Regions from separate parts of the Mus musculus genome. Here region 1 is linked to region 2. The links are chromatin loops, found by intact Hi-C in ENCODE. Cell type or tissue: gastrocnemius. All regions are shown on one strand. Links, peaks and the distances in the headings refer to the core of each region. The heading gives the core; the rest is flanking DNA. Region 1 overlaps Ywhaz (tyrosine 3-monooxygenase/tryptophan 5-monooxygenase activation protein, zeta polypeptide). Region 2 holds the start of Ankrd46 (ankyrin repeat domain 46).

Region 1 (5,376 bases), core at 175-5,174, 280 kb after region 2:
GATTTACTTGTGCTGAATAAGCACACAACTGACTATGGGATGACAAAGAAACTACTCAAGACCTGAAAATGCAAAGGAGTAACTTATGACAATTTAAATCCAAAATGATATCTCATAAATACTGGCAATGTTTTCAATAAGGTAGTCTTCTTTTTCGTGTGATTAGACAGTAGATAGGACACTGTATTCAGTTTTCCAGCCATACCCAGCAGACTGCCTTAGGTACTCACTGTTAAGTTGTCTCTCAGTAACTGCATTATTAGCGTGCTGTCTTTGTACGACTCTTCACTTAATGTATCAAGTTCAGCAATGGCTTCATCGAAAGCCTACAAATGCAAAACAAAGTACACCTCAGAATTCAAATAACAAAGACTGCCCAATTCCTAAGGAACTGGTAAAATACATACTGTTTTTGCAAGAGAGCAGGCTTTCTCTGGGGAGTTCAGGATCTCGTAATAGAACACAGAGAAGTTGAGGGCCAGACCCAGTCTGATGGGGTGTGTCGGCTGCATCTCCTTTTTGCTGATTTCAAATGCTTCTTGGTATGCTTGCTGTGACTGGTCCACAATTCCTAGATAATGCAACACAGTAAAATGCATTTTCAAAGTCAATGCTGCAGCTTTACTTAAGCCAAACTTTTCATTTACGATCACACATGTCCTCTGACATTCTTAATCAAATTATACTCTTTAAAACAAACAATGCTGTCCTGGATCACACTAGCCACTCGCTACTGTTGTCAAGAGAAGAGCAGCTCAGAGTGGGGCTGGGATGAAATGATAACTCTGAGGCAAAGATCACTGGCTGACTGATCTTCCAGTGGAGCCTGGTTCAAAATTCCCAGAACCCTAAGGACAGCTCACAACAGTCTGTAACTACAGTTCCAGGGCATCCAATTGCGCTGCTCTGACCTCCAACAATACTGGGCATGTGTATGTGCACAGACACGTGCAGGCCAAACACCCTTACACACAACCATCCAATCATTGTCTAGTGATTTCCTCATTCCACTCTAGGGTTACACCTATGCAGACAGTGAGGAAACATTCTTATACAAATAGCTTTTCAAAAAGCTTCAAGTTTAAAATACCAAAATAGGCAAGACACAAGACAGAGAAAGTAAGAGCCCTACATATAGCCAGCACCTCAGTGCTTGAAGGAAGAACGAATACTTCAAAGGGTGGGCATCCACACCAGAACTGCTTCATGTAAGCTCAGCCAAGCAAAACCAGCTTACCTTTCTTGTCATCACCAGCAGCAACCTCGGCCAAGTAACGGTAGTAGTCACCCTTCATTTTCAAATAGAAGACTTTGCTTTCTGGTTGCGAAGCATTGGGGATCAAGAACTTTTCCAAAAGAGACTTCAGAAGAAAAGAAACAGAAATAGTAAGGAGACAACACTTACAAACCAAAGTTAAGCAAACACCAGAGACTGAATTGTAAAAGTCAAAACAAAACCTTAATTTTTCTAATAACCCAGCAGTTCAGAGTGCTGGTGCAGGAGGATTGCTGTGGATGAGACCAGCCTAGACTGCAAATGGACACTAACTCAAAAATTAAATCAACAAGTAAATCAAGGCAGGGAAAAGGCCAGATGGAAAAAACCCTTTCATCTCATCATAGCAATTTATTTTTCTTATTTACAGATCCTCACAAATGGAAATTTTCATTCTGTAGCTTTGCTTAAAACTATTAGTGTAGAGCTTACTGGAACTGTTACATACTAAATAAAACCAACTTCAAACAAATAATGTAACTGCATTGGAGAGAAAAAGGTAGAACAGAGTGAATAAATAAAAGTCAGTCTCTCACCATACCTACTTCCTTGAACACCACTGCTTTGAAATCAAAGTGATGTCCGTGCTCATCTGGGCTGAAGCCCAGATATGCCAATTCTTACAAGAAGTGTGCCTAGATTCTGGTTTCTATTCTCCGAAAAGACTCGAGATTCTTGAATATCTATAATCCAATGATGGAGGACAGAACTGAACAAATTTTAATCCTACTGCTTAATCTATGCATGTAGATAGGCCATAAAGATACGGTTAAGAGTGAGTGACTCTATCCCTCATAATGTACAAACGTGGCAGCTGGCATGCGCACCTTTGTAATCTCAACACTTAAAGGCAACACAGGTCACCCAAAGGTTAGGAAAGTATCTCAGTGACCCTGTGCTGGCCTAGCAAAGCCACAGAATCGACTTGCATGTGTGGAGGGTGTAATGGAAAACCCTAAAGCTGGACAGATACTCCTTTGGGAAGTGTTGATAAATGTTCACGGGAATTAGCAACCTACTTTATTAGTAATTTCTGTATTCCTAAAAAACATATCAGGAGCAGGGCAGTGGTGGCACACATCTTTAATCCCAGCACTTAAGAGGCAGAGGAGCCGGTTCCTGAGTTCCAGTTGAGTCTAGCTAGAGCATGCTTCAGAGTTCCAGTTGAGACCCTTCTGAAAAACCAAAACCAACCAAACCAAGCCAAACCCCTTATTGGGAATTGCAGTAACAGATCAACAGCAATCCCTCAGCCTCCCCACTTAAGTGACTCACTTAACTTTCAGTGTGTCTATCAAAACACCCATTTTAGAATAAGCACAGCAATGTCTAAAGCTCTCTGAAATAAAACGAGGACCCTATGAACAAAGCATCTAGTTTGATGCACAAAAGCCACACACACATATTCTGGGGATAATCACAGGCCCTCAGAACCATGAGTTTTTTATTCAAACCAACAGCAACCAAAATCATTTGAAAAAGTAACTTTCAACTTACAATAGGTACTAGCATGTATTGGGGCCTGGGAATCTATTCATGTGGCCAGAGTGACAGCTGCATTTCTCCATCTTCCTCACAGAAAAAGCTATCAGTACAAAGGCTATCAATTAACCTCCTACTTCCAAAGACTATATAATGTTTTATTTTTAAACTGTGAGTGCATAGAACCCAGATAGCAGCTCCTTAACTATTTGTGTTTCAGGGGAATCTGGCCACTCTTCAAGGACACCAGGCTGCACACGGTGCAAACACATGCATACAGACAAAACACCCCACACAGAAAACAGTAAGATAATAGACAATAATGCTGATTGCTTGTACTGTCATGGAAATAGTCATGACTGCACAGGAGGATGAGTGAAGAATGACTCTCAAGTGCCTGCATATCACTGCTAATGCCTGTAACTTTCTAGTCACATGTGCTACATGCTGCTCACCTTAAAATACAGCAACTGTTTATACTGTCCACCCACTTCCAAAGAACAGGAAATAAAAATGTGGGCTAAAATACTTTTTAATGCTAACACATTCTTCCTAAACCTAATTTTTATAGGCACTTGAGTTTCACCTCTATTGTGTCTACTTCCAAAGGTTTTAGTTTAAGGAGAACAAGGACATATCCTTTGTAAGGCAGTCAGGGACTAGTGTTACTGGAAGATAGAGAAAATGGAAGGCTTAGTTTGTCCTTTGTTTTCTTAGAGTAGGTACAATTATTAAAACAATTTTACACCTTTTAACTTTCACGCAGTCAGTTTTGTTCTTTAAGCTACAACCTCAACACTGCCCAGGTGTAAACTGAACTCATAGGCTCAAGTGATCATGCCTCCACCCTACTATAAGGTAGAGTAGTAGGGTCTCATGGGTTTAAATTTTATAAGCTAAACACCACTACCCAAAACCCATCATGTTGCCTGCTTCTAAGACACTCAAATATTAAATTCTGACTGAATTACAATGAATGAATTCTTCAACAGCCTACTTTAAAAACAAGAATTTTACAACAAGCTTCAGTAGAAAAATTTTTATTATCTTAGTACCTTAAAGACCCATCTCTCAAATACAAAAATAAACAAAGCTCACTATTTAATTTTTAAACAATTAAGATACAATATAAACTGAGGCTGATTCTATCAGATAATGAATATTTTCCTAAGAGAAAAAAAAATATTCTGTGTCTCTGACACCCCAAGTGCTCACTTTGGAGGACACAGAGGTGTCAGAGCAAGCACAAGCATTCCCAAGCTGCAGCCACATAGCAGGCTGTCTACACTTGCATGAGACAGAGGAAATCACTCTCTAGACCAAAGGTCAACAAAGACCAGTGAGAAACTGGTCATCGAGGTAGCACAAGTATCTTGTTTCACTACGTTAATTTCAAGGTTTGCTTTCCATTTTATCCCAGGAAAAGTATCCCCAATCAATCATGAATCCTCAGATTTCCTAGAAATTTGAGAGCACATTTCCTCCCCTGCCCCCCCTTTTAGAGCAAAGACATTTTAGATCATACAATTTTAAAAAAAATATTTATTTATCATATGTAAGTACACTGTAGCTGTCTTCAGATACCCCAGAAAAGGGCATCAGATCTCATTACAGGTGGTTATGAGTCACCATGTGGTTGCTGGGTTTTGAACTCAGGACCTTGGAAGCAGTCAGTGCTCTTACTGGCTGAGTCATCTCTCCAGCCCATATAGATCACACAACTTTTAACAAAGTAATTTATAGTTTACCCTTTAAAAAAAAAAAAGTGGATACTTTTAAAGGTTTTGTTTGATGAGACCTGGGTATTCTCAGGCCTCCTGTGGGCCGATTTTGAGACAATGGCCATCAGTCAGGTTTTTCCCGTCAAAGCCCTTTACTGTACCAACAGACTGCAGTGCTGGTGCTGTAGCAGGACAAAGCACACTTCCCAAGCATGGCTTGCTCACTGTAATGTGACACCACACCTGAACCTCTGCCCCAAAGAGAGCCTGAAGTCATGTGACAAAGAATTACAAATGCAAGCAAACCGTGTGCCAGGAAAGGAACACCAAGACCATAAAAAGCTGCCGGAAAAGTTGCCCAGCTAACAGACAGTAAGTCAGCTGTGCAGGGGAATAGAATTCCGGAACCATCTAATAAATACAATGGGTCAACATTATATTTAGGTAAAACCTTTAAGGGAACAATTTTGTTAGACTCCTGGTTAAATCATAAAAATTGAGGTTGGAGAGATGGCTCATTGGTTAAGAACGCTGGCTGCGCTTCCAGATAACCAAGGCTCCCAACCATCAGGACCGCCAGTCCCCAGGGGATCCTTTGGCCTCTAAGGGTACCAGGCATGCATGTGATGAACAGACACACATTTGGGGAAAGGAAGGAAGGAAGGAAGGAAGAGAGAGAGAAAGAAAGAAAGAGAGAGCGCGCAAGCAGGTAAGATGTCTCGCTGGCTAAAGGCCTCATGCCAAGACTGGTGGCATGATCTCAATGTTTCAGACCTCCACTGAAGGAAAACTGACTCCTGCAAAGTGTCCTGTGGTTTAGGTGCACGACTGCGTGCACGCACGCGCACAGAGTTAAAATATTTGTTTAAAGAGAAACCCTTAAAGTATCAAGAGCTT
Region 2 (5,376 bases), core at 242-5,241:
CTTCACTCCTCCCTGACACGCTCTGCTCAAACCCAGAGGCTCCTTGTGAGTCCTCCAGCAGGCTGGTGTTCTCTAGGTTTCTGTGTTTGCTGTGCCCTCGTTTGTTGACCCTTGCCCCTGCCTGCACCATCACTATCACTTCAGAGCATTCTCTCGGACATGATTTCCTACTGTAAAGCTGTCTAAGCTCCTCTCCCAGCACGGCCTACCCCTGCCCTGCTTTGCTCTTCTTAGTCATTGTTACCATCTAGCTGGATTTATTTCCACTTTTAAGCAGATCACTTTATTATCCCCATCTTCCTGCAGGGGACATTAACTCCATTAGATCAAGGACTTAGGTTACCCCTGGTTCTTAGAATTGCCCCACCATGAAAATCAGGCTGTGGGTCAGCTGTATGAACCCTGGCAACGCAACTCTTTATGGGGTGGGAGGGGCAGTATGAGCCAGGGTTTCTCTGTGTAACAGCTCTGGCTGTCCTCTATGTAGACCAGGCTAGCCTCTAAGTTTCAGAGATCTGCCTGCCTCTACCTCCCTCGTACTAGGATTAAAGGCTTGTGCTGACACATCTCATGCAGCTCTGGACAACACAACTCTTAAATCCTAATGAATTAAATCCTAGTGTATGAAATCCTAACACATTAAATCCTAATACAGCTAAGCAAATTGGGACTCGGTGGTGGTTAGCTTTGGTTGTCAGAAGGAGAAAGCCCCGGGAAGGGAGTGTCAGAGGAAGTGTCTAGGTTAGGTTGGCCTATGGACACGCCTACGGGGGATTTGTGACCTGCAAAGCTGCAATCCGACTAGCTGCCTCAAGTCCCTGTCACCATCACTTCTCCATGGTGACAGACTGGAGTCCTCTGTCTTTGTCTCCGCAATAGTAAAGGAACTTAGTTAGACTCTAACGCCCCAGTCTCTGGGACTGGGAAATCACATCCCCAGTCTCACAGTGCAAACCCTTGATCCTGCAGTCACTAGCTCAGTTTGCTTACAGGTTGTGCTGTGTATCCTTCGTTCCTCACCACGTAGCAGTTCTCTCCCACGTCTCTCTGGTATCCTGTGAGACACTAGCTTCTTGTAGGAGTCGGGGAATCTTTCTGCTTGGCAGAATGCTATGTGTGCAAGGTACACTCACTAGAACTGCTGTGAAAATACAACTAACCAACACACAGCTAATGTGGATAGACAATCACAGACGCACTCCTCCATCAAATCAACCTATGCTGAAACAGTAAGAATCCAGGACATTTAACTTTATTATCACTACAAGGCTTAAAGAACAAATGCATTTCTCATTAAACTCCCTTGAAACTAAAAGGACAGTGGCACAGGCTCTTGCATACTCCATAAGCATAAGTCTAAGAGAAACCAGTTCAGGCTACGAATTCTATCAATAAACAAAAATCTTAAGGAACACTACTACCTTTGCAAGGTAAAGGGATGCTGGCGTGAAGTCTTGGGCGTCTCCGGTCCCACTTAGTCTGCCAACTGTCTGGGCTTGGACAGGTTGACTTAAGACTCTGTGCCTCAGCTTCTTTATCTGCAAATCAGAGATGGTACTTGTCAGGGTTGTTGCAAAGATTTTAAAAAGGACCATTAGGCACAATATCTGACATGAAGATAGCCAGCTGTTACTGTAACATGAAAAATCACCACACCACTGATGGCACCTTGGGAAGCGCCTAAGTACTAATGCCACGTTCTGAAGAGTGGGCAGTGTTATTTACTCTTCAATAACACACACTTATTACATTCCGCAGCCAATTCTAGAGTCTGTGGAACGCTGTTAAAATAAATGTCTTCTCCCTAAGACGGTTGTTGGGAAATCCGGAGAGGAAGCAACTGCGTTTTAACGACGCGTGTCAAGTGTGAAAGTTCATGATCACCTGAGGCCTAAGCGCAAAGTGTGCAAATCTTTTCTCTCCGCGGATACCCTGGGCAGTGTGACAGTCCGGACAGATCACACGCACCTCCACAGCGCCCACGCACGCCCGGGCTTCGGTCTCCTCGTGAACCGCTAAGGTGTTGACAATTCCTAGCTATGCTTTGAATCCCTGCCTGGGAAGGACGCCGCCATCGGGCTGGGGCGTGGGCTGCCTGAGACCCGCGAATACCCGCGGGCATCATCCGCGCAAGCTCCCAGGCCTGACCCGGGCCCTCCTGCCAGCATCGCCCGCGCGGAAGCCGCTCGGACCCGCGCCGGGCTCCACGGCCCTCAGAGGAGCTGTCACCGGCTCCCGCCCAGCTGCTGCCCACGGCCCCGGCCCTGGTACCTGCGCCCGCGGCAGCAGTGATGGCAGCAGCTCCTCCTCTCCAGCGGCGACAGGCGGGGCGCGGACGACCACAGAGGTGGAGCTCGCGAGGGCAGAGCGGCCTCGCACCCCGCGGCGGCGCGCCCCCTGCAGGCGGGAGGCTCTCATGGCGGTTCGGCCTCTAGCCAGCATCGCGCACATTCACCCCTTTTAAAAAACATACATCCCATTCCCTCAACTAAGTAGAAATTTAAAAGGCAGAAACAAATATATTAAGTGCCACGCGCATTAATTTATTAGTTTAGGGCTGCAGGGGAGGTGTTTAAAATCTGAATCCACAAGTTAGCAAATAATGGCTGACAAGTCTACTCTAAGCTATAATCCTGCCGAGTTATTATTCAGAGTGAATGCTTACACCCACTTATAAGGGTTCCTTGACTTATCATGACATGTGAAAATGATGATACACCCATATATGGAACATTCTTTCACAGAGCTTCTCTCTCTCTCTCTATCTCTCTCTCTCTCTCTCAACTCCAGTCATATAGCCAAGGTGACTTCTTTTAAACACTGTTCTACAAATTCTAGTATCATCCAACCCACCAGATGACCCTGTAGGGTGTTGTCTGTTCAAGAATTACATCTAAGTCGTCCTCCCGCCCCCAGCCCCCGGCAATGTCAAATAGATGTATAGGAGTATTGCCTGGCTTAAGGAAACCTCATATTCCTTTCATTTAAGGATTATAAGAAGGCTGGAGAGATAGCTCAGTTGGTAAAGGACCTGCATTGCAAGCATAAGGTCCTGAAGTCACCCCAGAACCCACATAAAAAGCCAAGCATGCTGGCATGTGGTAATCCAAGTTCTGGCTAGTAGGAGATAGCTGGGTCTCAGTGGTCCCCCTGACCAGTCTGCCAGCCTGGGCTATTCATGGGCTTTAATGAGAGTCCTCTCAAAAAAAAATCAAGATGATTGGCTCTTAAGGTATGTCACCTGAGGCTGACCTCTGGTCTCCATGTGCAAGTGCATGTTAAGTGTTTGCACACTCATGTTTGTGAATGCATGGGCCTGTGCACATATACACACACAGGCCACACACCAGGGCAGGGTGAGCTCAGCCATCCCCAGGGCTGCCAATCATCTTTAGCTATTTAACATTTACTTGTGCAGTGACTGACTATAAATATTCTGTAAATTGGGGATACATTAATCAATTTGTCAGTGGCTAAGTCCATAATATCTTCATATATGCCCATGCACTGTGCCAAATCATTGGGTAATTTAAATGATAATTCTATTCTTACAATTTATTCTTCCCCGGTTGGTGTATCAAACAACTTGAGAGTTTATTGATTGTATTCTAATTTATCTTTTCTTCTTCACGAATTATGGCTTCTGATCAATGGGGAAAATGTAAGGACTGTGAAGGCAGCTTTTTTTCTTCCTCTGAGGAGATTAAGGAAATGGACTGTGAGTTGCCTGTGCTCTCTGAATCCTTGTCCCCATGTCTGCGGACTTGACACAGTGAAGACTGAACATCTTCATAGATGATACTTTTATATCCCAGCAATATCTTGATACTTAATGGGAGTGACCATAAATCAAAGATTATATTTAGTCATTTTACATGCCAGGAAGGCGCACAGTGTTATCACCCTGCTAAAATCCAAGTGCTACATTGCTTTTCGAGGCTCTTCAGAAACTCCCTACCTTACTCAGCTTCTAAAGCCACCTCTGTCCCCCTGCTGTGGCCATTCCTCCATTCGATGCCTTTTCTCTTCCCTGGATTTCGCCTCCATGCCAGAATCTTCTCAGACTTTCTCTCACATCTTATCACACTCCTGTGCTTTGTGGGAGACTCTTAGATGCTCTAGAATGATCTCCTCATCTCAGGACCCTCGTTTGGATGATCACTCTCGAAAAGTCCCCTTTCCCTGGAGTGACACTATCTACATGGCGTCTAGAGTCACCCAGGAGGTGCCCTGGGTGGGCCTGGAGAGCATTATCTTGGTTACATTAACTGAACTAGGAAGACCCATCCTTTTCGGGCAACACCATTCCCTGGCTGTGACCTTGGCCTGTGTCCACAGAGAAGGGAACTGAGCAGAAGCAGGCACCCGTTGCTGTCCACTTCCTGACTGTGGATGCACTCTGACCAGCTGTCTCAAGCGTTTATGGCCACAGCTTCTCTGAAGAGATGGACTGTGCCCTGAACTATGAGCCAAAACTAAGCTTTTCATTCCACAAGCTTTCTTTGTCACCTTTCTTTATCACAGAAACAGAGAAAGAAACTAAGACACTACGCAGAGCTGCATGTGTGTAGGTTCTGGAGACTGTGGGGAAGCGGACATTTAAAGGCTGCCATCTGTGTCTGATCTTAGACTTTAATCAGGAAAACGTCCCTCTGTGTATTCGTCACCACAGATACATTTGGTTGCAAGTTCCAACTGGGATAAGATAATGGAATAAAGGAGCCTTTTCCATTGAGGAAAAGACAGCAGTGATGTGTTTGGATAAATGTTTATTCTGAGACTCCATATTTATTCTTCGGAGTTAGAGGGCACCACGTGTATGGCTCCTGTGGTGATAGCGAAGGATCGATCTGTGTTACAGAGTCCCACGTTTACCCTTGAATTCTCAGCACCTCCACAAGAGGATGGGCACGTGGGCTGCATTGGGGATTATTTGCTTAGTGGGTCTCCACCGAGTGGCACAGTGGAATCACCCCAGGAACTTTAAAATCACCTGCGCCCAGTCAAGACCGATTCAAAGTTGTACAAGAGCGGAGTGTGGGCGGCTGTGTTTCTGCTGCTCCAGGAATCCGAATGTGTAACAGGGCTGGGTGGAGAAGGCCGAGTTAGATCCAAGCAAGGCGAGGACAGAAGATTGCTCAGAGCAGGAAATGAAAGTCTAGGTTGTGCTGATTAAGCCTTCCTACATGGTCTCAGAAAATGCAGAAGACTTTTAAAAATACAAATGGGGACCCTAGTCTGAAGAATACAATCCTCTAGTCAGAACCAGTTCTCTGTGCAGAAAGAGATGTGTTCAGAATGCTGAAGTGTTTTTTAAAAAACACTCAGGACTTGTAAAGAAAGAGGTCCCTCCTAATGCAGGGTTAACAGTGCATG

What was found. Peaks named below come from ENCODE experiments on the same cell type or tissue, not always from the same donor. Only the 100,000 strongest peaks of a DNase experiment are listed, where the experiment ranks them.
Region 1: a loop joins it to region 2, with 5 times the contacts of the local background. A loop is called at or near these places in 3 of 42 quality-filtered maps.

The regions. Positions count from the first base shown.
Region 1 is chr15:36,775,009-36,780,384 of GRCm38, forward strand. It overlaps Ywhaz (tyrosine 3-monooxygenase/tryptophan 5-monooxygenase activation protein, zeta polypeptide), which reads right to left. Exons shown (of 7, transcript NM_011740.3): 4 at 1,238-1,361; 5 at 408-571; 6 at 231-326. Among named protein-coding and RNA genes, the nearest start is that of Ywhaz, 17 kb to the right of the region's middle. In gastrocnemius, for the core only: no CTCF peak of the experiment used is centred there; no DNase peak of the experiment used is centred there; H3K4me3 peaks cover 1,413 bases; H3K27ac peaks cover 1,168 bases.
Region 2 is chr15:36,494,456-36,499,831 of GRCm38, forward strand. Ankrd46 (ankyrin repeat domain 46) reads right to left here and starts at 2,336. Exons shown (of 5, transcript NM_175134.4): 1 at 2,272-2,336; 2 at 1,422-1,538. In gastrocnemius, for the core only: a CTCF peak has its summit at 2,397 (motif pointing left); a DNase peak (open chromatin) is centred at 2,346; H3K4me3 peaks cover 1,766 bases; H3K27ac peaks cover 1,732 bases.